2 separate regions of the Homo sapiens genome follow, and region 1 is linked to region 2. The links are chromatin loops, found by intact Hi-C in ENCODE. Cell type or tissue: Calu3. All regions are shown on one strand. Links, peaks and the distances in the headings refer to the core of each region. The heading gives the core; the rest is flanking DNA.

The links. A loop is a pair of places that touch in the nucleus more often than their neighbours do. Peaks named below come from ENCODE experiments on the same cell type or tissue, not always from the same donor. Only the 100,000 strongest peaks of a DNase experiment are listed, where the experiment ranks them.
Region 1: it touches region 2 in a loop (2.9-fold over the local background); 3 of 110 quality-filtered maps call a loop at or near these places.

What each region holds. Positions count from the first base shown.
Region 1 is chr15:84,945,584-84,962,025 of GRCh38, forward strand. SLC28A1 (solute carrier family 28 member 1) reads left to right here. Exons shown (of 19, transcript NM_004213.5): 19 at 1-215. Among named protein-coding and RNA genes, the nearest start is that of PDE8A, 28 kb to the right of the region's middle. In Calu3, for the core only: CTCF peaks have their summits at 9,958 and 10,172; a DNase peak (open chromatin) is centred at 9,958.
Region 2 is chr15:85,138,439-85,154,880 of GRCh38, forward strand. It overlaps PDE8A (phosphodiesterase 8A), which reads left to right. Exons shown (of 22, transcript NM_002605.3): 22 at 1-704. It overlaps LOC124903545 (a long non-coding RNA gene), which reads right to left and starts at 1,074. Exons shown (of 2, transcript XR_007064746.1): 1 at 888-1,074. RefSeq lists an enhancer at 11,262-11,431. In Calu3, for the core only: no CTCF peak of the experiment used is centred there; a DNase peak (open chromatin) is centred at 4,163.

The sequences.
Region 1 (16,442 bases), core at 7,536-12,535, 190 kb before region 2:
CCCCACTTCCTAGGCACTAGGATCTCTCTGTGGCTTCCCCTGCTGGGTGGTGTCACCTCTTTCTCTGCTTTCAGAGAAACCCTTCCCGCCTTTCCTCAGAGTGCTTCCCAAACTGAGGTCCCATGGCACACTGTCCTGGGAGGCGTTCAGAGGGTTCCATGATGGACTAGGTTTGGAACCACTGGGTTAAATAAACTTAGAGAGGGCTGTTTAGACTTTTGTTTGTTTATTTTTTTGTTTTTTTAACTGTGAACTTGTCAGAGCTTGGTGGTTTTTTCCACATTTACTTGACCATAAAAACCTTTTCACTCTGTCACCCAGGCTAGAGTACAGTGAGGTGATCATGGCTCACTGCAGCGTCAACCTCTCAGGCTCAAGTGATCCTCCCACCTCAGCCTCCTAAGTAGCTAGGATCATAGGCATGTACCACCATGTCCAGCTAATTTATATATAAATACACACATATATATACATACATATATATATATGTGTGTGTATGTTCATATATATATATATATATATATATATATTTTTTTTTTTTTTTTTTTTTTGGTAGAGATGAGGTCTTGCTATGTTGCCCAGGCTAGTCTCAGACTCCTGGACTCAAGTAGTCTGCCCACCTTGGCTTCCCAATGTGTTGGGATTATAAGCATAAGTCACTGTATCTGGCCCATAAGAACCTTTTTGATGGAAGTGTCTCAGTTGAAGATTTTGTGGAATACAACTTGGGAAATATTGGCTAATGTTCAAACTGCTTTACTCTAGGCAACTGTAATGTTAGCAAATGCTTATGTGGCACTGTGTGCCAGGCACTGTTCTCAGCGCTTTATATATTTTAACTCAATCCTTACAACAACTTCATGCAGTAGGTGTTATTATTGTCACTAGTTGAGGAATCGGAGTCGCGGACAGGTTAAGTTATGTGCCTAAAGGGACAGAGCTGGGAAGAGGCAGAGGCAGGATTTGAGCCAGGCCACCTAGTTCTGGGTGGTATAGGGGTGCCCCGAGCCCATCTGAGGGGAGCCCCTCCTCATGCATCTTCTGTATTTTCAGGTCATAACACAAACTGCGATGTGGGGCCTCTCTGTTGGGCTGCTGGTGTTCAGGGAACCCTGATGGGTGGCCCGCCCTCACCTCCCTCGCTGCCTTTCCTCCCCACCCCAAGCCCTCTGTGCCACTAGGTGAGGCCCGATGTCCCTCCCCTGCCTTCATTTCTGGAGTTCCTATCACCAGCATGCCCTCTCCATCTCCCTGCCGCCTGCCCTGCTCCCATCTCAGTTCTCATTTTCCCCAGCAGCTTTGGCTTCCAGGACCTGCGATGCACCCTGCCCTTGTGGCTGCTGGGGCCCTACACCCTCACCCCTACCTGCCAGGTCCAACTTCTTTCCTAGCTGGGGCTGACCCTGACCTAGGGCAGTGGGAGGGTGGAGCCCTGGCCAGCAGTTATTCAGCTCAGCCCCAGTGAGCCAGGTCCTGTTTCTGTTCTGCCACAGACTTTGGTTCCAGTGGGCAGCAGCCTTGCTCCTTGTGAGCCCCACAGGCTGACCTGGGTCCCCATCCTCAGGGCCTGTGTCCTTCCCTTAGCTCCACAGAGTGGAGGCTTGGCCTGACTCCTGTAGCTCCAGCTAGGCTCTTGCCTTCTCTCTGCAGCCCTCCCTCAGTCCTTGCTACCTGCTCCAGCTGCCCTTGGGCTGTGGGCAGGGTGCCCTGTTGATATGGACAACACAGTCCTCTCCCAGGATTGGCCCTCCGCCCCTTCCCTGCCCATATGTTGGCCTCAGCTCCACTAGCTGGGTCATGGAACAGCCCAAGGACTGCCCTTGACCCCCTTCTCTGGACTCCCTGCACGCTCATTCTGTGGCCAGTGGCCTTCCCTAGAAGACTGCAGGCCACTTGAATATAGGGCTCACACTGTACCCTTCTGTCTTAGTCAGTTTTGGCTGATAACAAAATACCATAAATGGGATAGCTTATAAACAACAGAAATGTATTTCTCACAGCTCTTGAGGCTGGGAAGTCCAAAATCAAGGTGCTAGAAGATGCTGTGCCTGGTGAGAGCCAGTTTCTCATAGGTGGCACCTTCTCCCTGTGTCCTCACATGGCAGAAGAGGCTAATGAGATCCCTGGGGCCTCTTGCATAAGGACACTAATCCCATTCATGTGGGCTTTACTCTCATGACCTTATCACCTCCCAAAGACCCCCCCTCCTAATACCTTCACCTTGGGGGCTAGGATTTCAGCATATGAACTTTGAGGAGACATGAACATTCAGACCATAGCAAATAGTAGTGTAAGCTATTAACAAGAGGGGAAAATGGGTGTGGGATATATGGGAGCTCGGTAGTATTGGTGCAACATTTTGTAAGTCTAAACTATTCTAAAATTTAATAGTTTATTTTTTAAATGGCATGGGGAAAAAAAAACTGCGTGGACACAGATGCTGTATAACTTGTAATTCAGCCCATGGGTAACTCTGTCCTAGACAATGCATGTCCCAATAGGCAACATGCCAAGGTCTGTGAGTTGACTAATGGGCTACATTGACCCCCCTTCTGCCCCTTTCTTCCCATGGCCCTGCCCTCACCTCTGCTGCCCCCTCAATTTAATTCAAGCTCATGCCTTCAGCTGAATGTTAATTAGTCCTGACCTCTTTGCAACCACATGAAGAATATCATCTGCTTGAAATTACTTTTGACTTGGGATTAGTGAGCCCTGAGGTTGGACAGGACCTTAAACATCATTTTGAGGGTGTCTACCTCCCCATCCAGCTTTTCTGAGAATGTTTATACCCACTGTATGGATGGCCTCTGTCAACATGTTTTTATGTTTGAGTCATGAGACTCCATTCCCATGAGTGATTTGCTATTGAACCAGGATTGAATGCCTGACTCAGGGCAGGCCAAATCTGTACTCTTGCCAATGGCCTTTTGGATTCTTGGGAAGGAATATGAATTATAAAACCCAGAAACAGAGCTGGGAGCTGAGTCACCACGGTGGGGCTATGGCTTGGAGCTGACCTCATTCCCTCCCTTACTGCAGCCCAGTTGTTCTGCTTTTCCTTGGATTCCATGACAGCCAAATTCTTTCCAGAAATCCCCTCTAACCTAAACTAATTGAGAAGGTTCCTCTTTGTAATGAGAAGGACATTGCCTAGGATAGTCACTTTGTTAACCCCCGATTCTGCTTGAAATCAAGCAGTCATTCATCATTTGCTTAAACCTCATCAAGATAATAACCTCACGCCTCTCATTGCTACTCCACATTGGAGAGCTCCACTTCTGAGAAGGTTCTTTTTTGATTTTGCATCAAAAAGTGTTTTGCTTTGATCCATCCCAGTTTTGCCATTCTGGGCCACTCTGAATGGGTCTCATCTCATATGTATATCTTTGTTGTCCTTTTTCCTACTTACCAAAGTAATACTTGCCCATTAGTTTTAAAAAGTCAAATCTTAAAACTTATAGAAATGGTTTAATCCCTTTTCCACATGACAATCCATCAAGTATTTGAAGATGATGCCCATCCAGGCTTCCCTTCTCTGAGCCAGGCACCCTTAGTTCTTTCAGCTGTTCCTCACATAACACATAGCAGGGTTTCAAAATTTGCTCCAGACCTGATTCGAAGCTGTTCTGAATTTGTGTGCAGACAGTGCATGAGTCAAGAGCAAGTCGAAGATGAAGCCAGAACACAGCATGGTAAATATGATCTCATGGGTGGAACCAAGATGCTGTGATGAGACTAAAGATTGGATATGGTCTTAGGAGGATATTTGAAAGAGGCAGACTTATTAGGAAGGGTGTTTTGCTTTGTTGTTTGTTTTGTTTGAGATGGGGCCTCTGTTGCCTGGGCTGCTGTGCAGTAGTGCAAAAATCCTGGCTTGCTGCAGCCTGGACCTCCTGTGCTCAAGGGGTCCTCCCACCTCAGCCTCCCACCTCAGCCTCCCAAGTAGCTGAGACTACAGGTGTGTGCCACCATGCCCGGCTAATTTTTTTTTTTTTTTTTTTTTTTAGAGATGGCGGGGACTCTCTCTATGTTGCCCAGGCTGGTCGTGAACTCCTGGCCTCAAGTGATTCACCCATCTCTGCCTCCCAAAGTGCTTGGATTACAGGTTTGAGCCACTGTGCCCAGCCTTAGGAAGGGTGTTAAGAAGCTACATGCCTGCTTCAGAAATCCTCAAATCCGAGGGCTTGCATGTTGAGGGTATAATTTGAAGAGCAGTTGTCATTTAGGAGAGAATGAGAGAAAGTCCTGGCCTGGATCATAAAGGCACTATCTCTAGGACACAGCAGGAATGGGGTGGGAAGGACTTATCTACAGGGGTATCCTAATTGCCCACCACCAAGGAGTGCAACAAGTTCCTACCTTGCCTGGAGGTTGCTTTCCATTTCCTGAGTGAGAGAAACTGCAGCTTTGGATGAAGTTCTGACAAAGATATGGAATGGTGGAATGGGGACAATTTGCCAACAGAGACTTTGTCACTGGCAGGGATGGGGAGGCAGCACAGCCAGGCGATTGTCCCACACTTGAGAATAAAGCCATTTAGGAAAGAGACTCTGCAAGGAAAGGCAGCGCTTGGATTGAACCCTGTCTCTGCTGGGCAAAATATCCTAATGAGGAAGGAAAGGCAGAGGCAACAAAAGAAATCAACGTGGCTATGAGTGAATAGCAAGGATCTCATTCATAAACTCAAAATTTTAAAATATCAGGCACCAACATCAGGCTGAAGAACACTTGACCCGTGTAGAAAGACAGCTGGCTGTCCTCCAGTCGCCAGTCTCCTTTTTTTTTTTTTTTTTTTTTTTAGTAAAAACTGACAATCCAGCTGGGCATGTGGCCACTTACAATAAAAACTACATTTCTCAGCTAGGCGCGGTAGCTCAGGCCTGTAATCCCAACACTTTGGGAGGCTGAGGTGGGAAGAGTTCAAGATCAGCCTGTGCAACATAGTGAGACCCTGTCTCCATAAAAAATAAAAAATTAGCTGGGCATGACGGTGTGTGCAAGCAGTCCTAGATACTCACGAGGTTGAGGTGGGAGGATCACTTGAGCCTGGGAGATTGAGACTGCAGTAAGCTGATAGCACCACTGCACTCCAGCCTGGGTGACAAGAGTGACTCTGTCTTAAAAGAAAAAGAAAAAGGACTACATTTCTCAACCTTCCTGGGTTAGGGGTGGCCATGGTCTGGCCAGTGGGGTGTGAGCAGAAGTCCAGTAGGCAGCCTCCCATCATGCCCTTGGAAGAGGGTTCTGTTGACTTTTTCTTAAGGGTCAGATAGTAAATATTTCAGCTTTCGTGGGCCATATTGCCGTGTTACGACTACTCAACTCTGCACTTGTAGTTGAAAGCAGCCATAGACAAACAGAGTGGCTGTGTTCCGATAAAGCCTGTTTACAAAAACAGGAGGCCAACCTGCAGGCTGTGGTTGCTGACCCCTGCCTTAGATAAATGGGGGCATCCCACACGTTCTTGGTATATTTCACATTTTTGCTCCATGCTAGTTGGAATGCAGATGGGAAGGTGAGCAAGCTTGGACCATGAAGACAAAGGCAACACCCGAGAGATGGAGCAGCTTCAAGTTGAAGGGAGCCTGAGGCCGTGGCTCGCCTCTGTAGTCCCAGCACTTTGGAAGGCCAAGGTGGGCAGATCTCTTGAGCCCTGGAGTTTGAGACCAGCCTGGGCAAAATGGTGAAACCCCTTCGAGAAAAATTAGCTGGGAATGGTGGTGGGCACCTGTAGTCCCAGCTGCTTGGGAGGCTGAGACAGGCTTGAGCCTGGGAGGTGGAGGCTACAGTGAGCCATGACCCACTGCACTCCAGCTCAGGTGACAGAGCGAGACCCTGTCTTAAAAAAAAATAATTAAAAAAAAAAAAAAGAAGGAGTCTGGGGTCCTGATGTCTTTGCAGAGCAAGACTGCCACGACAGCACAAACTTTATGTGAGAGGGGAATAAGTTTCTATCTCCTTTATGTTATTATTTGGGATCTCTTATATGAGCCTGCTAGTAGACAGGAAGAATAAGATAGGTGGCAAGAAGGAGCAGATTTGCCTCTTTCCTGCGGGGATCCTGATGAACAAATGGGAACAAGCTATTATTAACAAAGTGCCCATCATCCCTGCCTGGCACTCCTGGTTCTCTGGTAACATGGGGCTGGTACATTCACCTGGAGTCCTAAATGGGCCCGCTCCTTCTGACAAAGTCTAAATCTGAAACATACCTCCCACTGGCCACCAAGACTTCAGAGAAAAAAGAGAGACTCCTGATACATATCCGAGGGGAAGTGGAAAGAGAGCCAGATGGCCAAACTGCAAAGTTTTCCAATTTAGCTTCATGATGGGAAAACACCAGAGACAGAAGGCAAGGCGAGGCAAGGGAGGCTCACAGCAGTTTCCAGCCTCAGGCTTACAGAAGCAGGAGTCGGCAGAGGTCCATGTGCTGTGTATAACCTTTCAACACACAGTGACCTGATCCACTGGTAAGTGTGGCCCAGTCTACCCACTAAGATCCGTGTTCCCTCCCCTTGAAGAACAGCAAGGAACTAGAACAGGAGCTAGAAGAAGGACAGGCTTCTCAGGTCCCCATCCTGCTCCCCTCCCACCTGCCAAACACTGCAAATTATGTTGAGAGCAAAAAAGAACAAGGAAGAGATGATCCCACAAGGACTGCTTGGAGCAGTTTTCTCATCCTCACACAGGCTGTGTGGCTATCTGCTCTCTATACAGACATCTTTCCTATCTTTCCAAGGTGGGACTCATTTCTCATCTACAAGTAAGAAGGCAGTAACCCACAGATCAAGACTGCCAACCAGATGGACACACGAAATGCTGCTACACACTCTCCTACACGTCAGTAAATTCCTTGCATCCAATGACTCCATGTGCTTCAGTGACGGACCATGAGTGAGCCTGACCAGGCTGGAGATGCCACCACGCAGGTTACTTCCTCCACTCAGCCCCAACTGACAAAGGACACATTTTTATCCCAGCAAAACTTCTGTTTTTCTTTTTCCAAGAAAACAGAAAAGTCGCCGGGCACGGTGGCTTACGCCTGTAATCCCAGCACTTTGGGAGGCCGAGGCAGGAGAATCGCTTGAGCCCGGGAGTTTGAGACCAGCCTGGGCAACATGGTGAAACCAAGTCTCTACAAAAAAATACAAAAAAATTAGCCAGGTGTCGTGGTGCACGTCTGTAGTCCCAGCCACTCCTGGGAGGTCGAGGCTGCAGTGAGCTGTGATCGTGCCACTGCACTCCAGCCTGGAGAACAGAGTGAGACCCCGTCTCAAAAAATAAAAAAAATTTTTAATAATAAAGTATAAAGAAAAGTTATTTAAAGATAGAAAATTCACTTTATAAACAAAAGATTGCTTTTATCCCTTGAAACTTCCTTCCTCAATAAGATTCTTTTCTACTTTTAGAGGAGTCCATTGTTTATATTACCAAACTATTCTTTTCAATGCCATCGCATCAATTAGAAGACAAATAAGCTCCATCAAAGCATACAGCTTTCAAGGGATCTTTTCTTGGGCAGTGCCCAGAGGGCAGATATTTCTAATCTCTAATCCTTTTTGGATCTGGGGCATGTCATTATTTCAGTGTCAGCTGCTCTGAGCCAGAGTGTGGCCCGATGCTGCAGTCTGGGACCAGGGTCCTCCAGGTAGGCCCAGAACCCAGAGGTGAGAAAGTCTAATGGCTGGTATGGAAAAGACAGGGCCTCCTTCTGAAAAGTTCCGTAACTCGGTGAATCATCTTCAATGACTTAAACTGTTAGGAGTCTCAGGAAGTTCATGTCAAGAGCTCTCAACAGCTGGTGGGTTTTATCACTTAGAGGTGTGTCACTGTAATTAATTGATTCCTTTATAACAGTGGAAAGCCTGAGCCAGGTGGCTCACACCTGTAATCCCAGCACTTTGGGAGACTGAGGCTGGAAGATTGCTTTGAGCCCATGAGTTCAAGACCGGCCTGGGCAAGATAGCGAGACCTTGTCTCCACTAAAAATTTAAAAATTAGCCCAGCATGGTGACAAGCACCTGCAGTCCTAGGAGTCTGAGACAGGAGGATTGCTTGAGCTCAGGAATGTGAGGCTACAGTGAGCTGTGATCACACCACTGCACTCCAGCCTGGGTGACAGAGCAAGATGCAGTTTCAAAAATAAATAAGAAAAGTAGAAAAATATAATAGTGAAAGTACTGGAGTTTATGAATGATTTACCTCATTTGTAAAAAATGTATAAATCAGAGGGGTATATTACTTAGGATTCTTTTGGTTGCAAATGACAGACAACAAATCAAATAGCTTAGGAGAAGAGGAATGTATGGGCACCAGGAGGGATGAGGGTGTAGCTGCAGGCAGCTGGGCCTGGGGACTTCATGACTCTAGGGCTCTGCCTACCGCTGAGTTCCTGCTTTTGTTGTGTTTGTGTCTTCCTGCACTGTGACCTCCTTCTACTGAATTGGATTTCTCCATAAGACTGGACCATGGCCATCAGAAAATCATGGGTTCATATATTAGCTTGTTTTCCTGATAGCTAGTTGTGGCAAAGAAAGCAAACCTCCAAGAATGTGATTGATCTGTCAGGGACGTGTGCCCTCCTCCAGACCCATTGTTGAGGCCTAGAAAATGGGATAGGGTGATCAGTGTGGCCTGGCTCTTCTGCCCACCCCTGAAGCAATCACTGTGACCAGGGAGGTAGAAGCTGGCAGCTCCTATTTGAACAGAAAGGGAAGGAGGAGCAGTTTCCCACGAGATCGGGGGTGTTGTTTCCTGATGAAAGCAACCATTCTTTCCATTTATCTATAAAGATTTCAAATGATAGCATATCTTCAAAAATCTGAGATAATAGAAATAATGGAAATGTAGCGCTTGAAATAATTTAGGGAAAAAGGGACTAACGTTTTCTGAATGCTTATTGTGAGACAAGTTATTTGCATATGCTGTCCGTGTAATCCTTAAAAACAAACAAACTATGTGAGGTAGATATTATTATCCCCATTTTACCAACAAGGCAACTGAGACGTGGAGAAGTGAAGTGGTTTGCTCAAGGGCACACAGTTCAGCGGCTGAGCCAGGTTTTGAACCCAGTTCTGTTTGGTTTTAATGCCAGATACTTAACCATTGTAGCACGTTGGCTTCCTCATTGATCTGCCTAGTAAACAGGTATATGATATGTGTAAAATACTTTACATTATTTTTATTTTAATTAATAATACTGAGTCATTGTGGTATTTTTATGACATGGCTGCAAATTTTCTAACACTCCTCCCATGAAGCAGTCAGATCTATGTCCTCTCCCTGTTAATCTGGGCAGGCTTGTGACTGCTTTGAGAAAGACGGCATGGTAGGAATGATGCCATGTGACTTCTGAGGCTGGGTCATGAAAGCCCAGGCAGTTTTGGTCTTGTTCGCTGGGACACTCACTCTTAGCACTCTGACCCACCACAAAGAAAGAGTTCTCCCTGCTCTGTGGCTGCCACGCTGTGAGGAACCCAAGTCATCTGGAGGAGTAACATGTAGGCACCAGGTCAACTGTCCCAGCTGAGCCCAGCCTGCAAGTCATCATAGCCCAAGTGCCAGACACGAGCGAAAAAGCCTCTGGGTGGTTCCAGCCCACAGCCATTCGAATCTTCCCCACTGAGGCCTCAGACATCATGGAACTGAGACAAGCCATCCCCTTTGGTGCCCATCTAAATTCCTGAGACAGTGAATCCGAGAGCATAATGGATGGTAGTGGTTTTATGCAACGGGTTTGGGATGTTTATTCCATAGCAACAGATAACTGGAAGAGCCTCAGAACAGCAATCAAAGATGTCTGACCGTGAAGCATCTGGAATACAAGAAGATGAAACTGAGGAACGCTTTGCATCAGTAAAGTAGCAAAGTCATGATTTTTCCCAATACAGAAGCTCTTGGAACACTCGCGCTGCAGTCTCCCTTCTTCCACCAGGTGGGGTGGATGCATTGGTGGCTGCCTCCACAGCAGTTCCTCACGGAGCAGTGGAAGACTGGGTTTCTTTGGTTCAGCGGGACTGTGGCTGACCCCACCCCAGCTGGGATCCCTGGCTGCGAGGCTGCAGAGCACAGAGCCCCAGGAGGGCTTCGTTTTGGCTGCTGCTGGGAGCCTCTCCCTTTTGTGGGGGAGGTCGGTGCCTCTGAAGGAGGATAGAATCTGAAAACATATTCTCCTGGCAGGCTCTACCATCCCACTGCACTCCTATCAGGGTTGTGGACAGGAGGAGTCACTCTCTGTGTAATGCAGCCCCCTAGGTGCGGCTCAATTTTCCCTCCCATTGGACCTGAGGTAGGGGCATTGACCCCAGCCTTCCTGATCAAGGGATAGGATCCACAGCGAACCCCCAACTTCCTCCTTCCCTCTCCACATTTCCTTTTTCCCTTCCATTCAAATCAAAGTACAACAGATACTTGATTTTTAAAGTCAAATGGTACCATAGTTATATCAGCAACAATAACAGGAAAACATTTCGGTAATTCCCTCCCCATCCCTGACTTCTCCCCTTCAAACTCTTTCAGTCATTTCTGTTACTTACATCCATATTTCTAAGTAATGCATCCATACTGCTATTTTCTCAAATTAGTGATTTTAGATAGTGCCTTTTTACTCCCCATTACAGAAGATGAAGCATTAACTCTTTCATACCACCCCATATTCCATTTGTCCTCCCTTTCTCCTCCCAACATGGTAATATACAACTTTCAGAAAAAGCTGTATTCCATTAATGTGTTTCTGTCTGATTATGGCTATAAGACTTGTGCATTGGTGAGCCATGGAGCATATTATCATTACATTTCCTATCTTGCGCATTTTTCTCTCTCCCTTCCTTCCTTCCTTCCTTCTTTCTCTTCCTTCCTTCCTTTCTTTCTTTCTTTCTTTCTTTCCTTCTTTCTTTCTTTCTTTCTTTGTTTCTCTTTCCTTTTTCTTTCGACAGGGTCTCACTTTGTCACCCAGGCTGGAGTGCAGTGGCACAATCATGGCTCACTGCAGCCTCAACCTCCCAGGCTCAAGAGATCCTCCCACCTCAGCCTCCTGAGTAGCTGGGACTACAGGCGCACACCACCACACCTGACTAATTTTTACTTTTTTTTTTTTTTTTTTAATAGAGATAAGGTCTTCCTGTGTTGCTAAGGCTGATTTCAAACTTCTGAGCTCAAGCAATTTTCCTGCCATGGCCTCCCAAAGTGCTGGGATTACAGACGTGAGCTACTGCACCTGGCCTCTTGCACATCTTGTTCCTTCTGAACATATCACCATAATTCTTCTAATTTAAGACAGTAAGATGTGCCATTTTTTATGTACCACTAAGAAAGAACACTCCCAACTAAACTGTGACACTCCATTGTTTGTAGGATGCATCTCCATATCAGAAATGTTAAAATGTGAAAAATTTATGCATTTTCAAATCCATATACCTTGTTTTTTTGTTTTTGTTGCTTAGATTTCTTTTTAACTGTCATTATTTCTTCCCAAATTTGTTAAGAAAATTATTTTTAATTTTTAAACAACTTTATTGACATATAATGATATACTATAAAATTACCCTATAGTGTAAAATTCAATGGTTTTTAGTATATTTAGTTGTACAGCCCATCACCAGAATCTATTTAAGAATATTGTCATCACCCGAGAAGTCATTCCCCAACTCCATTCTTTTGCACGTAGTTTTTTGTTTGTTTGTTTTGTTTTGTTTTGTTTTTTGAGACAGAGTCTCACTCTGTTGCCCAGACTGGAGTGCAGTGGCGCAGTCTCCACTCACTGCAACCTCTGCCTCCTGGGTTCAAGCGATTCTTGTGCCTCAGCCTCCTGAGTGGCTGGGAGTACAGGCGAACGCCACCACGCCCAGCTAATTTTTGTATTTTTAGTAAAGACAGCATTTTGCCACATTGGCCAGGCTGGTCTCAAACTCCTGGCCTCAAGTGATCCACCCATCTATGCCTCCCAAATTTCTGGGATTACAGGCATGAGCCACCATGCCTGGCCGACAACACTATTCTCTCTGATTGAATTGTTTTGGCACCGTTGTCAAAAATCAATTGACCATAATATGAGGGTTTATTTTTGAGCTCTTAATTCTATTCCATTTATCTGTAGTCTATCCTCATGCCACTACCACACTATTTTGATTACTGTAGCTTTGTAGGAAGGTTTGGAATCAGGAAGTATGAGTCTTCCATCTTTGTTATTCTTTTTAAAGATTGTTTAAGCTATTCTAGTTCCCTTGCATTTCCATATGAATTTTAAAATCACCTCATCAATTTCTGCAAAAAACCCAGCTGAGATTTTGATAGAGATTGCATTGAATATGTAGATCAATTTGAGGGGTACATCCAGTTTAAAATATTAAGTCCTCTGATCCATGAACATGGGATGCCTCTCCGTTTGCTTAGATCTTCTTTAATTTCTTTCAACAATGTTTTGTAGTTTTCATTGTACAAGTCTTGCACTTCATTTATTAAATTTATTCCTAAGTACTTAGAATTTCTGAAGAAAACAGAATTGTTTTCTTCATTTTGTCATTGGATTGCCCATTGTAGAAATATACTTGATTTTTGTATATTGGTCTTATATCCAGAGAAAATTGTTTATATATATAAATCCGCAAGCTCTGAGAGCTATTTTCTATAAGGTCCTATATCTGATTCCCTCTTTTCCCGAGATGTTCCTTCTGGAACCCTGTGTTATCTTATTCCACCTGGTTCTCTTCAGGCCTGCTGCTGCTCAGCTGTCACCCTGGGACTTGCTTACACCTCTCTTGGGTGGATGTCCTATTTTTGGAACCCTTGTCTTTCTCTTTCTTGGGTTATTCCCTCATTTTGGTAGAACACCTGAGAAAGTATACACAAGAGATCAAATTTTGTGAAAAATTGCATATCTGAAAATGTCTTTATTCTACCATCACACTTGGTTAATAGCTTAGTAGGGAATATAATCTAGGTTTGGAAATCACTTCCTCTTACAGTTTTTTGTTTGTTTGTTTGTTTGTTTGAGGCAGGGTCTCATTCTATTACCCAGCCTGGAGTACAGTGGTGCAACCGTAGCTTACTGAAGCTTTGGTCTCTCAGACTCAAGCCATCCTCCCACCTCAGCCTCCCAAATAGCTGGGACTACAGGAAGGCACCACCAAACCTGGTTAATTTTAAAATTTCTTTTATAGAGATGAGATATCATTATGTTGCCCAGGATGGTCTCAAAATTTTTTTTATTTTATTTTTATTTTTTGAGATGGGGTCTTGCTGGGCATGGTGGCTCATGCCTGTAATCCCAGCACTTTGAGAGGCTAAGGTGGGTGGATCACTTGAGGCCAAGAGTTCAAGACCAGCTTGGCCAACATGGTGAAACCTCATCTCTACTAAAAATACAAAAATTAGCAGGGTTGAGTGGTGCACACCTGTAGTCCTAGCTACTCGGGAGGCTGAGGCAGGAGAATCGTTTGAACCCAGGAGGTGGGGGTTGCAGTGAGCCGAGATTGCGCCATTGCACTCCAGCCTGGGTGACAGAGTGAGGCTTCATCTCAAAAAAAAAAAAAAAAAAAAAAGAGATGAGGTCTCACTCTGTCACCCAGGCTGGAGTGCAGTGGCATGATCACAGCTCATTGCAGCCTCGACCATCCCAGGCCTAGGTGATCCTCCCACCTCTGCCTCCCAAGTAGCTGGGATTACAGGCCTTTGCCACCATGCCCAGCTAATTTTTGTATTTTTTATAGAGATGGGGTTTTGCCATGTTGGCCAGGCTGGTCTCAAACTCCTGGCCTCAAGTGATCTGCCCACCTCGGTCTTCCAAAGTGCTGGGATTACAGGCATGAGCCACCATGACCAGTCAGGGAAGTTTTATATCCTTTCTTTGTTAATTTTCTCTCTTTCATTTTCTCTATTTTCTCTTTCTGAAACTCCTTTTTTTTTTGTAATGTTAGACCCTCCGAATTTATCTTCGAATTTTTTTACCTCTCTTCTCTTATTGTTCTTTCTTTATAATTTTGTTTGCTTTCTGAAAATTGTCCTTAAGCTTGTCTTCCAACTTTTCTATCAACTTGTTTCCTGCTATCATAATTTTAACTTTCCAAAGCTCTTTCCTCATGGTTGGGTTTTCTTTGTTTCTAATATGCCCTTCCTGTTTCATGTGAGTAATATCATTTCCTGTGTCTCTGAGAATATTAATAGTTTCAAGGCATTTTTCTTTGTCCATGTGCATTGTCTCTGGACCCTCCATTCCTTTTTGTTTTGTTTGTTTTGATCTCTGTCTTCCATATTAGATTCTGTCCTCAAATCTATGGTGATCCTTTGTTTTACGTTCATACGTAACAATGAGTCCCTGAAGAGTTGCTTAAACACTGAGGAGTTGGGGAGGGATAAGGCTTATCAACTAGTGTATCTTACTGTGAGATAACTGGGCTGAGACCATCTATTTCAATGGGGGGAACTCTTGGATTTCAGTACCTATAAATCTATTTTCTGGGGTCATGATATTTCTCCAGAGAAGAATCTTCCAGTCTCCTGCCTGGAGAGGGCACACATAGGGTAGAGAAAATTCCAGGAATACAGTGGCACAAAGAGGGAGGAGGTGGTGCTGAACATTCAGTTTATAAACTCTCCCGTAATCTTTCTTTAAAATACAGAACATTTTCCACTCCCCTGTGCCTGCCTGCTTTTTTTTTTTTTTTTTTTTTTTTTTTTTTTTTTTTTTTTTTTTTGAGACAAGGTCTTGCTCTGTCGCCCAGGCTGGAGTACAGTGGCGCAATCTCAGCTCACTGCAACCTCCGCCCCTGCTGAATTCAAGAGATTCTCCTGCCTCAGCCTCCCAAGTAACTTGGATTATGGGCATGTGCCACCATGCCCGGCTAATTTTTGCATTTTTAGTAGAAACAGGGTTGCACTATGTTGCCCAGGCTGGCCTCGAACCCCTGTACTCAAGCGATCCACCTGACTCGGCCGGCCAAAGTGCTGGGATTACAGGCATGATCCACTGTGCCTGGCCTGTGCCTGCTTTTCTGATTCAATATCTCCATAGGATAAAACTCCAGTTTCCTGTCAGAGAAGAAAGAGCCACCTGGATGTGGGTGATGGGCAGGTGGGCCTGGGGCTCTAGGCTTTCAACTCCGCTTCCTGTTTTCAGCCCCACCTTCGCCCTCGCTTTTGCAGTAATAGGTGCCTCCAGTTCCTGAGCTTCACAGTTCAGCTTTATCAGCTCTGCTTCCAAAACTGTGTTAACATTCCTTATCTCTCCTGTTGCTGCTCTCACTCTCTTAGTCCTTATTGCTTTATAAATCTTTTCTTTCTTTCCCCTTTTTTTAGTGGAGTTTTGAGCGACAACAGTGCTAACTACAGGTGCTCTCAATTCAGCATGTTTAACTGGCTGATCCTGAATTGGCTTTGCAGGGACAGAATAGCAGGGTGAGGGAAAGCCTGGGCTTTAGAGCCAGACACATACATGGTTGAGTTCCGGCTCCACTTCTTCACATCCCTGTGTGTCCTCGGGCAAGATAATTTCAGGTTTCTCATCTGTAAAATGAGAATATCACCTCCGAACTCGTAGGGGTGTTGTAAGCATTAACTCTGATAATGCAGGCATTTTTGCCTAGCCTTATCTGAATGCAAGGCCGTGCTCTGAACCATCCAAGCAGCCTGCCTCTTTTGAGAACAGCGTGACTCAGAAAGGGGCTTCTCTTTTCAGCCTGGATTTCAGGATAAAGAAATGCATGGAATAGAGCCGCAGCAACCTCAGGTGACTCATTCTGTGAGTGAGAGAGAATTTTTTTTTTTTTTTTTAGAGACAGGGTATCACTCTGTTGCCCAAGCTGGGGTACAGTGATATAATCATGGCTCACTGTAGCCTCAACCTCCTGGGCTCAAGGGATCTTCCTACCTCAGTCTCCCAAGCAGCTGGGACTACATGTATGTGCCGTCACACCTGGCTAATATTTTATTTTATTTTATTTTTTGTAGAGACGAGGTCTTGCTATGTTGACCAGGCTGGTCTTGAACTCCTGGCCTTAAATGATCCTACTGCCTTGGCTTCCCAAAGTGCTGGGATTACAGGTATGAGCCACTTTGCCTGGCTGAGAGATAAATCTTGATGGTCGTAAGACACTAAGATTCCGAGACTGTTACGGCAGCATCATTTAATGACAGTTAATTAATACAGCAGCAGTTTAAGGTGGTCCAAGTACTCCAAGATGTTGGGTGAGAGAAGCTCATGCCAGGTAAAGTCACTAACTAGGTGAGACAGCCAGGAAGAGTTTGGGATTCACAACGGCAGCACCTACGACAGAGATACTGCCCTTCATCAAACCACTGGGGCAAGATGATTCATTGAAATGTTACCCTGTGCTCATTTGGTTTACATTTGCTCCTCCCCTGGCTCTTTCAAGCAGAGAGTGAGTCCCTTGGTGTTTCCTTGCCTTGGGTATTTCTGGTGGTCAGAGCATAAAAGCTATCGGAAGTTG
Region 2 (16,442 bases), core at 1,092-6,091:
TATTTATTTTATTAAAAGCTCAATATTTTCTATGAATTCAAAAATACTTCAGAGCCAAAGCCAACTTCAAATACCGTGACCAAATTTACATGATTCATATTCATTATGCATTACTTGGTATACAGACTTATTTTCATAATGCAAATTAATAAAATGACACTTTTACTGCACTATAGAAATATTCATGTATGTTAAACTTTTCTGATTGAGGCTAACTGGAAAAAGCTGGGGTCGTATTCTAAGTGCTAAAGAAGGCTGCTTCTACTGTATAGAACCCAGGGCTCTGAAACAGCTCTAGCCGCCTAATGCACTTCACAGGTAACTCCCCAAGGTAAAACTAGACTCTCTTGTTGGTTCGCAAAGAAAAGTTAGGACTTAACACTTTTTTCTAAAATTTTATAATTCAATTTCCAAAAGTCTACTCTATTTTATACTGTTTCTACAAAATATTCCTTATAAAAACAAAGAACAAAAATTGAATATTTAATGAATTGACATTTTATAACCAACCTGTTTTTATCTACGGTGGGAATCTTTGATGCCAGAAATTTATAAAGAGGTTCTGTATCTTCACACCTTGAATAAGCATAATACCATAAAAAATGACACTTGACATGTCAATGTATTTGTCATTTCATTTTAAACTCGTATTTGTGGTTTTTTTCCCAGATAAAAATGAAATTAAACCATTTCTTTTTAAGAAATCATGTTTTATCATCTTTTTGGAGAGTTCTTTGTCTCATAATACTTATAATATTTTTTTTTTTAAATAAAGGTCAGGCACAGTGGCTTATGACCGTAATCTCAGCACATTGTGAGCCTAAGAGTTCAAGACCAGCCTGGGCAACGTAGCAAGACCTCATCTCTACAAAAAATTTAGCATGCACCTGTGATCTCTGCTGCTTAGGAGCTGAGGTGGGAGGACTGCCTGAGCCCAGGAGTTCAGTGCTGCAGTGAGCTATGATCATGCCACTATACTCCAGCCTCGGCAGCAAAGCAAGACCCTGTCTCTAAATCATAAAGAAAAGAAAGAATATTCCTTACTTTACAGAAAAGACTGGTAGTTAAATGACTTTTTCAAGGTCACACAGGGCCAGATGAGTATGTTGAGAAGTTCTCAGAATTAACCTTAGTTCACTGCCTGGTACCTCTGAATGGGAATTGAGAGATAAGAGGCACACTGGAGAACTGACAGGGCTCTCAGAGATGGGTCCTGGGCACGAGGTGCCCATTCAGAGATGTCAGGGCACTGGAGGGCTGACAGGGCAAGCCCTTTGGAGTTTCTGTTTAAGGAAACAAAGGCTTTGTCCTGTGTTAAGATATTTGGCCTGAGATGGTAATTGTGGACTGAGCGGGGAAGACAGTTCTGTCCCCTCCCCAGGTGCAAAGAAAAAAGGAAACAAACCACACGAAGAACTCGACCATCTTGAGGCAGAGATAGCAGTGTGTGCAATATATGGAATTTGCATCACCAAGAGCTGGTAATAATTATCAAATAATCTGAAAGAGACTTTAAGATGAGTAGGCTTAACATGCTTAAACAGATAAGCGAAAAAGAAACTAAACCAGGCCAGGCTCAGTGGCTCATGCCTGTAATCCCAGCACTTTGGGAGGCCGAGGTGGGCGGATCACGAGGTCAGGAGATTGAGACCATCCTGGCCAACACGGTGAAACCCCATCTCTACTAAAAATAGAAAAAATTAGCCGGGCGTGATGGTGGGTTCCTGGAGTCCCCAGCTACTCGGGAGGCTAAGGCAGGAGAATGGCATCAACCCGGAAGGCAGAGCTTGCAGTGAGCCGAGATGGCGCCACTGCACTCCAGCCTGGGCGACAGAGCAAGACTCCGTCTCAAAAAAAAAAAAAAAAAAAAAAAAAAACACACAAAAACCTAAACCAAGACAGACAGTTTAAAAATAAAATAATAGATTTGACAAAAAAACATATTAATAGACATTCTAGAGATGATGACTATAGTCACTGAAACAGACAAAAAACTTCAATGTCTAGGTGTCACAGAAGACCAGACGTAACTAGAGGGAATTAGTAAATTGGAAGACAATGAAGGGACTCAATTAGAATACAGCACAGAGAGAAAAATGGAAAAGAAAATATGAGAGCAGAAAGAAACACTTCAAAATATGTCCAATTAGGAGATCCAGAAGGGAGAGCAGGAAGAAGCACCATCTGGAGGAGTGCAGAGTCCTCCAGGATTTGATAGACGCAAGTCCGCAGATTTAAAGGCACAGCGAATCCTAGGCAATATGAATAAATCCATACAAGTGAAACTAGACCAGTGAGCACAAAGAGAAATACAAAGCTGAGAAAAAACAGTCCGGGCACAGTGGCTCACGCCTGTAATCCCAGCACTTTGGGAGGCTGAGGTGGGCAGATCACGAGGTCAGGAGTTCGAGACCAGCCTGGCCAATGTGGTGAAACCCCCGTCTCTACTAAAAATAGAAAAGTTAGCCAGGCGTGGTCACGGGTACCTGTAGTCCCAGCTACGTAGGAGGCTGAGGCAGGAGAATCGCTTGAACCTGGGAGGCAGAGGTTGTGGTGAGCCAAGATCGCACCATTGCTCTCCAGCCTGGGCAACAAGAGTGAAACTGTGTCCAAAAAAAAAAAAAAAAATCACAGGAAAGCAAAGAAGAAATAAAGTGCAACTAATGCAACCAATAAAAGACAAATGGAAAAAGAAAATGCATGAGTTAGAAAAGACAGTGGCAGAAATAAGTATAAACTCATACACAAAATCAATTGTAAAGATCTACATGTAAAAAAAAGTAGCATATGGTGAAACCCCATCTCTACTAAAAATACAAAAATTAGCTGGGCTTGGTGGCGTGTGCCTATAGTCCCAGTTACTTAGGAGGCTGAGGCAGGAGAATCGCTTGAACCCAGAAGGCGGAGGTTGCAGTGAGCTGAGATCGTGCCACTGCACCCCAGCCTGAATGACAGAGCAAGATTCCATCTCAAAAAAGAAAACAAAACAAAAGTAACATATGACAAAAGATACAAATCAAACTAGGTAGCTCAAATCAATGTAAATTTATTGTCTTATGTTTCCTGGGACTGTAAGGCTGGAGGTCAAGGTGTCCACAGGGTTGGTTCCTTCTGTAGGCCCAGAGAGAAAAACCATGCTGTGCTGCTGACATGTTCCTTAGCTAGCAGATGCATTGTCCCAATCTCTGCCTCCATCTTCACATTGCCTAATGTGGGACTTGTGTCCTCCCTTCTATTTATAAAAACACTGGTCCATGCTAAATCCAGGCTGGTTTCACTTCAAAATCCTTAACTAATTACATCTGGAAGGACCCTATTTCCACATGAAGTCACATTTTGAGGTTTCAGGGGGACACTGTTCTACCCATGACAGATGGTGATACCACATTCTTGTTTGCTTACTCTGATGAAGCAAGCTGCCATATTGTGAGCTGCCTTGTGAGACACACATGGCAAGGAACTAATGTTAGCCTGCAGCTCACAACCAGCAAGGAACTGAATCCTCCCAGCAACCACGTGAGTAAGGTGGAAGTAGATCCTGCCCTAGTCAAGTCTTTAGATGAGACCACTCTCCCAGGAGACACCTTGATTACAGCCTTACAAGAGAATCTGAGCCGGAGGGCCCAGCTAAGCTACACCTGGAATCCTGACTCACAGAAACTGAGATAACACATGTTTTAAGCCATTACATTTTAATGCAATTTGTTACACAGCAACAAATAACTAATGTGTAAACTGTAGAGCACTGAAAAAGACTGAAGCAGAGCTACAGATGTTGACGGGGAAAAATTAATAATATTGGATGAAAAGGCAAAATTGCACTAAGATGTAGTTTATGTAAATTTTTTGAATACCCAAAACAATACACTAATGCTCATGTAAAAATAAATAGTAGGAACATTAAAATTCAAATATTCAGGAAGTTTACAAATACTGTGAACTGGCTTGTACAATACTGCCTAGCTTCCTGGTGAACACACAAAGTAGAGAGTGAAAAGCCTTTCTTCCAAACTCCTTTGCACCAAGGTTTTTATATCTAATTTAGGTTCACTTGTCAGATGGCATTTGTCCAAGACTCTGATTTAGAACTGAGTCATAAATGGAAAAAAGCAAAGGTCCGCATTGGGGCATCAATTTTGAATGTCAGAAATGCCATTCTAGACCCAGCAGCTATAATGACAGCTTCCTGATTGTGGTAGAAACAAGGCTCTGGAGGCACGGCAATAACCATGGCAGCCCAGCCTGAGGTGTGATCTTAAGGAGACTTTCCAGGAAACACAGTCAAGGGTCTTATTTCTTCAGCTCTTGCACTGATAAATCCCTTCAGCTTAAACCAGCTAGAGGAGTTCTCCAGTCTCAAAATTAAGGACTCTGATCAAGACCAGAAGTATATACTCCAACTTGACAATGGCAGTTACCTATGGAGGCTGGGGAGGGGTCTGGTGCTGGGAAAACATTCAGAGGGAACTATGTGTATTTTCTATTTTTGAAATAATACATAAAGCAGAAGCAGGGCATGGTGGCTCATGCCTGTAATCCCACTACTTTCGGAGGCCGAGGCAGGCGGGTCACCTGAGGTCAGGAGTTCAAGACCAGCCTGGCCAATATGGTGAAATCCCGTCTCTACTAAAAATACAAAAAAAAAGTAGCTGGGCATAGTGGCGGGCGCCTGTGATCCCACTTACTTGGGAGACCGAGGTGGGAGAATCGCTTGAACCCGGGAGGCAGAGGTTGCAGTGAGCTGAGATCGTACCACTGCACTCCAGCCTGGTGACAGAGCAAGACTCCATCTCAAAAAAAAAAAAAAAAAAAAAAAAGGTAGACACAGAAAAATGTTAATATTTATTAAGTCTAGTGGTGAAGTACATTGATTTTTTAAAGGCAGCTAGGGCCAAGGCAGCTAGGATATTTTTTCTTCTTTTGAGACAGGTCTCTGTTGCCCAGGCTGGAGTGCAGTGGCGCAATCAGGCTCACTGCAGCCTCTACCTCCCAGGCTCAAACAGTTCTCCCACCTCAGCCTCCTTGAGTAGCTGGGACTATAGGCACATATTTTAAGCAGAGAAAGTAGTACACAAAACAGAAGCCATATGAAAACACAATTAAAAAATCAACAATAAAAATCAAAATATTTTATGTGACAAATGACAATATGTCAAAAGCAAGGAAATGTTTATAATTCATTTTATAAAAGCTTACTTCCATAATACTGATTTTTAAAATTTTTATATGAGAAAATGAACAGTACGGTAGAAAAAATTTAAAAATGTTATGAACAGAAAGTTTGTAGAAAAACAAAAGGTTCTTAAAGTTTATACTACACTGATAGTAATCAAATGCAAATTAGAACCAATTTGAGATATTTTTCACCTTTAAGATGAGTAAAGAATAAAAAGTTTGATAATATAGTATGTTAATAAGAATGTGTGGGCCGGTTGCAGTGGCTCACGCCTGTAATCCCAGCACTTTAGGAGGCCAAGGCAGGCAGATCATAAGGTCAGGAGTTTGAGACCAGCCTGTCCAACATAGTGAAACCCTGTCTCTACTAAAAATATAAAAATTAGCCAGGCGTGGTGGCGGGCACCTATAATCACAGCTACTCCAGAGACTGAGGCAGAAGAATTGCTTAAACCCAGGGGGCAGAGGTTGCAGTGAGCCGAGATGGCGCCACTGCACTCCAGCCTGGGTGACAGAGCAAGACTCTCTCGGGGAGGGGGCGGGGGTGGGTGGTAAAAAAAAGAAGAATGAGTGGAAATGACATGGCAGGTGAGTATAATTAGTACAACCTAATTACAAATTTGCCAAATCTATCCAAATTGCAAATGTACATGCAGTGTGACCTGGCAATTCTACTTCCAGGATTTTAGCCTAAAGATATTTACACGTGGGAAATAATAGTCTACAAAATTATTTATTATTTACTACTTATATTAGTAAAAGACTGGAAACAAATTGTCTATCATTTAAGAAGAGTAAGTAAACAAGTTACAGGTATGACCATACAACAGAATACTATGCAACTGTAAAAAAGAATGAGGAGACTTATTTTCCAGATCCGCATGTAAGGAACTTGAAAGTCGCCACTTCATTCTAACAAGTAAAAAGCTAAACAGCCTGAAAAATCAACAGCTCTTCCTAGATCTGTAAGAAAGGTGAGGATACAAGTCAAACTGCTGCCCCTAAGATAGGAGAGACCAGCAGGCAAATACAGGAAATTATATCTTACTGGAGCAGAGATTCATGAGTGGAAACCACCATGGGAACCAGTGCCAGGGTAGAAGAACCTGTCAGTAATTGAAGAATTGGTGGAGGCTCAATGTGGACAGTCTAAGAATTAAAACTCCTGGGGAACCCAGTTATAAGGGGTGCCCCCCGCCTGCACTTTCGTGAATTTTACCTCCAAGAGCTTCACAGTTCTCACAGTAAATATAACAGGAAAATTCCCTCATACTTCCAGCAAAGAGAGGAGGAAAGCACTGTTTTGTTTATAGCAAAAACACTGCGAATGAATGAAAAGTGCTTTTGATGGGCTCATTAATAGGCTGGACATGAATTAGGAGTGAATCTCTCAGCTTGAAGACATGTCAAATAGAAACCTACAAAACTGAAAATTAAAGAGAATAGGACTGAGCAAAATATCCAAGGACTATGGAGCTAAAAAGTTGTAATATACATGTTATAAGAATAGCAGAGGGAAAATACAGAAAGAAAAGAACAGAAGAAATATTTGAGGCCAAATGTGGTGGCTCATGCCTGTAGTCCCAGGGCTTTGGGAGGCCAAGGTGGGAGGATCACTTGAGGCCAGGAGTTTGAGACCAGCCTGGGCAACATAGTGAGAGCCACACCCATTTTTAAAAAAAAGCCAGGCCGGGCACGGTGGCTCAGGTCTGTAATCCTATCACTTTGGGAGGTAGAGGCAGGTGGATCACCTGAGGTCAGGAGTTCGAGACCAGCCTGACCAACATGGAAAAACTCTGTCTCTACTAAAAGTACAAAATTAGCAGGGTGTGGTGACACATGCCTGTAATCCCAGCTACTCGAGAGGCTGAGGCAGGAGAATCGCTTGAACCCAGGAGGCAGAGGTTGTTGAACCAAGATTATGCCATTGCACTCCAGCCTGGGCAACAAGAGCGAAACTCTGTCTCAAAAAAAAAAAAAAAAAAAAAAAAACCCAAAAAATGAAAAACACATAGATTAAATGGATGGAGAAAATATACCACACTAACACTAATCAAAAGAAAGCAAGACCATCCTAGACAACATGGTGAAACCCTGTCTCTACTAAAAATACAAAAATTAGCTGGGCGTGGTGTTGCACACCTGTAGTCCCAGCTACTCAGGGGGACTAAGGCAGGAGAATCGCTTGAACCTGGGAGGCAGAGGTTGCAGTGAGCCAAGAACGCGCCACAGCACTCTAGCCTCATGACAGAGCGAGACTCTGTCTCAAAAAAAAAAAAAGAAAGGAGTAGTTACATTAATTGCAAACAGAGGAGACTTAAAAGCAAGGAAAGTTATCAAGGATAAAGAAGGTCATTAGATTATGATAAAGAGATCATTTCTCCAAGACATAATAATCCCTAACATGTATACACCAAACAACATAATATCAAACTACATGAGCCCCAAACTGATAGAACTGTAAGGAGAAAAGATTAATCCACTATTACACTGGGAGATTGCAACACTCTTTTATCAGAAGTAAACAGATTCAGCTGGCAGAAAATTTAGTAAGGACATAGTTGAATCCTACAACACTATCAGTCAACTGGATATAACTGACATCTATAGACTAGTTCAGCCAACAACAGCAGATTACCCTTTCTCCTCAACCCCACATGGAACATTCACCAAGACAGACCATATCCTGGGTTATAAAACACACTTTAACACATTTAAAAAAGGAAATTAGGCCAGGCGCAGTGGCTCACGCCTGTAAACCCAGCACTTTGGGAGGCCGAGGCGGGCAGATCACGAGGTCAGGAGATCAAAACCATCCTGGCTAACACGGTGAAACCCTGTCCCTACTAAAAATACAAAAAAATTAGCTGGGTGTGGTGGCGGGCACCTGTAATCCCAGCTACTTGGGAGGTTGAGGCAGGAGAATGGTGAGAACCCGGGAGGCAGAGCTTGCAGTGAGCCGAGATGGTGCCACTGCACTCCAGCCTGGGTGACAGAGTGAGACTCCGTCTCAAAAAAAAGAAAAGAAAACAAAAAACAAAAAAAACAAATTAGGCCAGGTGCAGTTGCTCATTCCTGTAATACCAGCACTTTGGGAAGCCAAGGTAGGAGGGTCAACTTGAGCCCAGGAGTTCAAGACCAGCTTGAGCAACATGGTGAGACCCTGTCTCTACAAAAAATTCTAAAAATGACTGGGTGTGGAGGTACACACCTGTGGTCCCAGCTACTTGGGAGGCTGAGGTAGTAGAATCACATGAGCCCAGGAGTTCGAGACTGTAAGAAGCCACGATTGCACCACTGCACACCAGCTTGGGTAACAGAGCAAAACCCTGTTTCCTAATTAATTAATTAAAAATAAAAATCAGACAGTATCTTCTCTCAGAAGACAATGGAATTAACCTGTAATCAATAACAGAAAGACAATTGGAAATATTCAAAATATGTGGAGATTAATGAACATACTTCTAGGGCCGGGCACCATGGCTCACATCTATAATCCCAGCACTTTGGGAGGCCGAGGCAGGAGGATCACCTGAGACCAGGAGTTCAAGACTAGCCTGAGAAACACAGTGGGACCCTGTCTCAGCAAAAAATACAAAAATTAGCCAGGCATGATGGCATGCATCTGTAGTCCCAGCTACTCAGGGGGCTGAGGTGAGAGGAACTCTTGAGCCTGGGAAGTCAAGGCTGCAGTCGGTCATGATGGCACCACTGCATTCCAGCCTGGGCAACAGAGTGAGACCCTGTGTCAAAAACAAAAACAAAAAAACACACATAATTAACACATGGGCCAAAGAAGAAACCTCAAGAAATTTTCAAATATTTTAAACTAAATGAAAATTAAAACACAACTTACCAAAATTTGTGGCATACAGTGAAAGCAGTGTTTAGAGGGAAGTTTATAGCATTTAATGTGTGTATTAGAAAAGAATACAGTATACAATTAATTATCTAAGCTTCTACCTTAGGAAACTGGAAAAAGAACAAATGAAATCCAAAATAAACAGAAGAAATAGTAAAAAATTAGACCAGAAATCAATGATATTAAAAACAGGAAATAAAGTCAATGAAACCAAAAGCTGGTTCTTGGAGAAGACCACAAAATTGATAAGGCTTTAGCCAGGTTTACTGAGAATAAAAGAAGACACAAATTACTAATATCAGAAACAAAAGAGAGGATATCACTACAGATCTCATAGACATTAAAAAGATAAAGGAATACTATGAATAACTCCACACCCACAAATTTGATAACCTAGATGAAAAGGACCAATTCGGCCGGGCATGGTGGCTCATGCCTGTAATCCCAACACTTTGGGAGGCCGAGGCAGGTGGATCACTTGAGGTCAGGAGTTCAAGACCAGCCTGGCCAACATGGTAAAACCCTGTCTCTACTAAAAATATAAAAATTAGCCAGGTGTGGTGGCAGGCACCTACAATCCCAGCTACTCAGGAGGCTGAGGCAGGAGAATCGCTTGAATCTGGGAGGCGGAGGTTGCAGTGAGCCGAGATCATGCCACTGCACTCCAGCCTGGGCAGCAGAGTGAGACTCAGTGTCAAAAAAAAGAAAGAAAGAAAAGGACCAATTCTTTGAAAGACACAATCTGCCAAAACTCACAAGAAACAATCAATCTGAATAAGCCTATATCTATTAAAGAAATCAATAATTAATAACTTTTCAAAACAGAAAATGCCAGGCTCAAATGGGTTCACTTGTGAATTCTGTTAGACATATAAGGAAGAAATTATACCCTTATTTTACAATCTGGTTCAGAAGATCAAAGCAGAAGGGATACTTTATAACTCATTATATGGGGCCAGACTCATACACATACCAGACAAAGACATGGCAAGCAAATGACAGACCAATATCTTTCATGAACCTAGATACAAAAATCCTCAACAAAATATTAGCAAATAGAATCCAGCAATGTGTAAAAAGAATTACACTTCACAACCAGATAGGATTTATCCCAAGTATGAAAAACCACAGTTATCATACTGAATAGTGAGAAACTAGAAGCTTTCCTGCTAACAACAGGAGCAATGCAAGGAGGTCCCTGTCACCATTCCTTTTCAACACTGGACTGCAGTCCAGTGCAGAGAAAGGATATACTGAATAAGAAGGAAGAAATAAAACTGTGTTCGCAGATGACATGATTACCTATGTAGAAAATCCAAAAGAATAAAAAAACCTGGAATAAGCCATTATGGCAAGGTTACAGAGTACAATGTTAAAAAACAAAAGTCAGTCACTTTCCTATACCAACAATAAGTAGAATTTGAAATTAAAAACACAATAGTATTTATGTTAGCCCCCCCACCTCAAAATGAAATACTTATATATAAATCTAACAAAATATATACAAGATCTTTATAAGGGAAACTACAAATCTTATATGAAAGAAATCAAAGAAGAGCTGAATAAATGAAGAGCTATTCCATGTTCATAGATAGGAAGACTCAATATTGCCAAGATGTAATTTCTTCACAGCTTCATCTAGATTCAATGTAACCACAATCAAAATCCCAGCAAGCTATTTTGTGGATCTTAACAAACTGATTTTACAGTTTACTGGAGAGGCAAAAGACCCAGAATAGCCAACAGGATACTAAGGGAGAAGAACAAAGTTGGAAGACTGATACTACCTGACTTCAAGACTTACTATAAAGCCACAGTATTCAAAAAGATGCAGTAGGGCGAAAGAATAAATAGATCAATGGAACAAAATAGAGTGCCAGAAATAATGGACCCCACATAAATATAGTCAACTGATATTTGACAAGGGAGCAAAGCAACACAATGAAACAAAGACAGTTTTGTGTTTTTGTTTTTGTTTTTTTTTACTAAATTGTGCTAGAATTGAACATCCACATACAAAAAAAAAAAAAAAAAGAATCTAGACACAGACCTTACAACCTTCACACAGATTAACTCAAATTGGCTCATAGGCCCAAATATAAAATGTAAAACTCCTAGAAGACAGCATAAGAGAAAACCTAGGTGAGCATGGGTATACTGAAAACTTTTTAGATACCACAACAAAGGCACATTCTGTGACGGAAATAACTGATCAGCTGGATTCCATTAAAGTTAAAAACCTGCTCTGTAAGAGAATGTGAAGAGGATGAGAAGAAAAGCCACAGACTGGGACAAAATATTTGCAAAATGCACATAAAGATCCAAAATATACAAAGCACTCTTAAAACTCAGCAATAAGAAAACAATCTGATATTAAAATGGGTCAAAGATCTTCACAAAGACTTCACCAGAGAAGATCTACAGATGGCAAATAAGGATATAAAAAGATGCACCACACCATATGTCATCGGGGAAGCACAAGCTAAAACAACAGTGAGATACCACTACACACCTGTTAGAATGGCCAGACTCGAGAACACAGACAACACCAAATGCTGATGAGGATGTGAAGCAACAGGACGTCTCATTCATTGCTGGTGGGAAGGCAAAAATGATACAGCCGCATTGGAAGACAGTTTGGTAGTTTTTCACAAAACTAAATGCAATCTTACCAAATGATCCAATAATCATGTCCTTGGTATATACCCAAAGGAGCTGAAATTTTATGTTCACATAAAATCCTTCACATGAATGTTTACAATGGCCTTATTCATAATTGCTCAAGCTTGGAAACAACCAAGATATCCTTCAGTTAGTGAATGGATAAACTGTGATGCATCCAGACAATGGAATTTTATTCAGCACTAAAAAGAATTGAGCTATCAAGGAATGAAGAGACACAGAGGAACCTTTAATGCATATTACTAAGTGAATGAAGCCGATCTGAAAGGGCTACATACTGTACGATTCCAACTATTGACAGCCTGGAAAAGGCAAAAGTGTAGAGACAGTAAACAGCTTAGTAGTTGCCATGGGGTAAGGGGACACAGAAGCAAAGCACAGCAGATTTTTAGGGCAGTGAAAATACTCTATAATGGTAGATGCATGTCATTATACATTCGTCCATACCCACAGAATGTACAACAGCAGAGTGAATCCTAATGTAAACTAGGGGCTCTGGGTGATAACGATGTGTCAATGTAGGTTCATCAGCTGTAACCAATGTGCCACTCTGCTGGGGGAGTTGCTAATGGGGGACGGCAGAGGGTATGGGGAACACCCATAGTTCAAAAACTTTTGAAAAGCTTCTTCTCAATTTTGTTGTAAACCTAAAAACTGCCCTTAAAAATCAAGTTTTGTTTGTTTGTTTGTTTTTGAGATGGAGTCTCACTCTGTCACTCAGGCTGGAGTGCAATGGCGTGATCTTGGCTCAATGCAACCTCCACCTCGCAGGTTCAAGTGATTCTCCTGCCTCAGCCTCCTGAATAGCTGGGACTACAGGCACCCGCCACCATGCCCAGCTAATTTTTGTACTTTTAGTAGAGATGGGGTTTCACTATGTTGGCCAGGCTGGTCTCGAACTCCCGACCTCATGATCCACCTGCCTTGGCCTCCCACAAGTGCTGGGATTACAGGCATGAGTCACTGCACCTGGCCTCCAAAATCAACTATTTTTAAAAACCCACAAGCCATGTATCATTTTTACAAAATGAGGAAACTCGTGTAGATATGAAAAAAATTACCAAGATATATTTATAAGTGAAAAAGCATAAGCATAATGCAAAATAAGATACACATAGGCAAGCATTTGTTTAAGTGCTAAATTAGCTTAAAATCATGGAATGTATGCACAAGAAACCAGTAACACAGATTGCCTGTGGGAAGGAAACAGTGACTAGGAAACATAGTCCCTGTTCCCTACAACAGCGGGGAAACTTTTCCCATATGCTCATTTGTTCCTTTTGAATTTTGAACAGTGCTCCTGAGGAACTTAAAGATGTAAACAGCCGGGCGCGGTGGCTCACGCCTGCAATCCCAGCACTTTGGGAGGCCAAGGCGGGCAGATCACAAGGTCAGGAGATCGAGACCATCCTGGCTAACACGGTGAAACCCCGTCTCTACTAAAAATACAAAAACAAAACTAGCCGGGCTTGGTGGTGGGCGCCTGTAGTCCCAGCTACTCAAGAGGCTGAGGCAGGAGAATGGCGTGAACTCGGGAGGCGGAGCTTGCAATGAGCCGAGATCGCGCCACTGCACTCCAGCCTGGGCGACAGAGCGAGACTCCGTCTCAAAAAAAAAAAAAAAAAAAAAAAAAAGGTATAAATAAATGTAAAGGTATACCTTATTTTGGGGGTGAATTAATTCTGTAAAAACGTCACTTTTTACCTAAATTGCTCCATGAATTTAGCATGAATCCCAATCGAAGAAAAAAATTTAGTCAAGTGATTCTAAAGTTCATATACTACGTGATGGTGTGATGCAGTAAGAAATGTATATTTGGTCTTTGTCCCCAGTTGCTAACACAGAGCTCCTAAATACTTGCAATTTCCTGGGTGATAGGAGCATCTTTTGTTCTAATGAGTCAGCCCCTCATGAGGAGAGAGCCTTAGATAGTTTCAGGATGAGGCTGCTTGCCAGAAATATCAAGCCATGATTAGAGGGGTAGAACTTTCAGCCCTACCCCTGACCTCCAGGACTGGGAGAAGAGCTGGAGTTTGAGTTAATTACCAGTGGCCAATTATTTAATCAATCACGCCTAGGTAAGGAGTCCTCCATAAAACTCTTAAAAAACAGGGTTGGAAGAGCTTCTGGACTGATAAACACATCAAGGTACTGGGAGGGTGGGTTCCTGGAGAGGGCATGGAGGCTCCACACCCACCTCATGCCTTGTCCTGTGCATCTCTTCCATTTGACTATTCCAGAGGTGTATCCTTCATAATAAACTGGTAATGGTAAGTAAAGTGTTTTCGTGAGTTTTGTGAGCTATTCTAGCAAATTATCGAATCTGAGGAGGGGGTTGTGGGAAGCCTCTGACTTTATTCCAGTCATTCAGAAATATAGGAGACCCAGGTGGGCACGGTGGCTCACGCCTATAATCCCAGCACTTTGGGAGGCTGAGGCGGGCAGGTCACTAGGTCAAGAGATTGAGAGCATCCTGGCCAACATGGTGAAACTCCCTCTCTACTAAAAATACAAAAATTAGCTGGGTGTGGTGGCAGGTGCCTGTAATCCCAGCTACTCAGGAGGCTGAGGCAGGAGAATCACTTAAACCCGGGAGGCGGAGACTGCAGTGAGCTGAGATTGCTCTACTGCACTTCAGCCTGGGTAACAGAGCGAGACTCCATCTCAAAAAAAAAAAAAAAAAAAAAAAAAAAAAGTATGGGAGACTCAAACTTGCAATTGGCACCTGAAGTGGAGACAGTCTTGTAGAACTGAACCCTTCATTTAAGAGTCTGCACTCCAAATAGCGTCAGAACTGAATAGAATTTGGGATATCCAGTTGGTATCCAAAGAGTTGGAAAATTGGTTGATGTGAGGAAAAAAAACCCACACCAAGAAGTGTGAGTTGAAACAGTTCAGAGAAGAAGAGCTAAGAAAATTCTGGAAGTAAAGAGTGATATGGTTTGGCTGTGTGTCCCCACCCAAATCTCATGTTGGATTAAAATCCCATGTGTCCGGGGAAGGACCTGGTGGGAAGTGATTGGATCATGGGGTGGATTTCTCCCTCGCTGTTCTCGTGATAGTGGCTGTCACAAGATCTGATGGTGGAAAAGCGTGTGGCATTTCTCCCTTCACTGTCTCTCCCCTGCTCCGCTATGGTAAGATGTGCTTGCTTCCCCTTCACCTTCCACCATGATTATAAGTTTCCTGAGGCCTCCCACTCATGCTTCCTGTTAAGCCTGCAGAACTGTGAGTCAATTAAACCTCTTTTTTTTATAAATTACCCAGTCTCATGTAGTTCTTTGTAGCGGTGTGAGAATGAACTAATACAAAGGGTAAAAAGAAAGGACTGGCCCTAAGATATGAAAATATAAAGCTGCCATGATTAAAACTGTGAGGCACTGACTTTTTTAGATGAAAAAGTGAAACTGAACAGAGCCCAGAAATAAATCAAAACACACAGGAAATCAGTATGTGATCAACATACTGATATTCAGTGATATTTCACATCACTGAAAAAAAGATGGATTACTCAATAAATGGTGTTGGGATGACTGGGTAGGTGTCTAGGAAGTAAATTTTTTTTTTTGAGGCAGGGTCTTGCTCTGTCGCCCAGGCTGGAGTGCAGTGGTGCAATCACAGCTCACTGCAGCCTTGACCTGGGGCTCAAGCCATCCTCCCATCTCAGCTTCCCAAGTAGTTGAGATTACAGGTGCATACCACCACACCTGGCTCATTTTTTTGTATTTTATAGAGACAGGGTTTCACCATGTTGCTCAGGTTGGTCTCCAACTGCTGGGCTCAAGTGATCCGCCTGCCTCAGTCTCCCAAAGTGCTGGGATTACAGAAGTGAGCCACCATGCCTGGCCAGAAATAAATTCTTAATGTGCCAATGCTTTAAAAGTGAAAGATTAAACATAAAAATATGAGAAGAAACCATGAAGAAAATATTTTTATCATCTCAGAGTAGAAAAGGCATGACATAAAACCCAAAGTTCATATAAGAAAAACCTGCTGATTTCACCTATCGTAAAAGAAAAAAATCTGTTCCAGGCTAGGGCTTGCTTGGGAGGGGAAGGAGGTGTGACATCAGTTGGAGCCCAACAGTAATTCAAATGACAAACAGCAGGGTGGGGATGACAGCACAGATTTATGCGTGCTGCTCACAGCAGTGCTGAATCAGGTTGAGAAATTGGAAACAACCACAATACCCAACAATAGGTGAAGAAAGACTCAGTATGGTTAAGAAGAAAAATTCAAGATGATTTCCAAAAGGGGTGCTTTTTGCAGCCACTAAAAATAATGATTTAGAAAAACCAATCAGTGAAATGGAGAAACGTCAAGACTGTGTTATTCAGTGAAAACACGTCGAACACATATTTCCTTCCACTTTTTTTCCTAATCACATATTGCTTCTGAAGTGTGGAAGGGGAAGCAATGTGTGATTAGGAAAAGAAGTGGAAGGAAATACCCTCAGGCATTTTCAGTGGTTCTCTCTGGAGGCTGGGATTACAGGTGATTTATTTCCTACCTTGTGCTTTTCTGGCTTTCCCCAAACTTTAATCCATTTGATTACTTTTGCAGTTTGTTCTAAGGTTTTTTGTTTGTTTGTTTGTTTGTTTGAGGTGGAGTCTTGCTCTGTTGCCCAGGCTGAAGTGCAGTGACATGATCTCAGCTCACTGCAACCCCTGCTTCCCGAGTTCCAGCAACTCTTCTGCAGCCTCCCGAGTAGCTGGGATTCCAG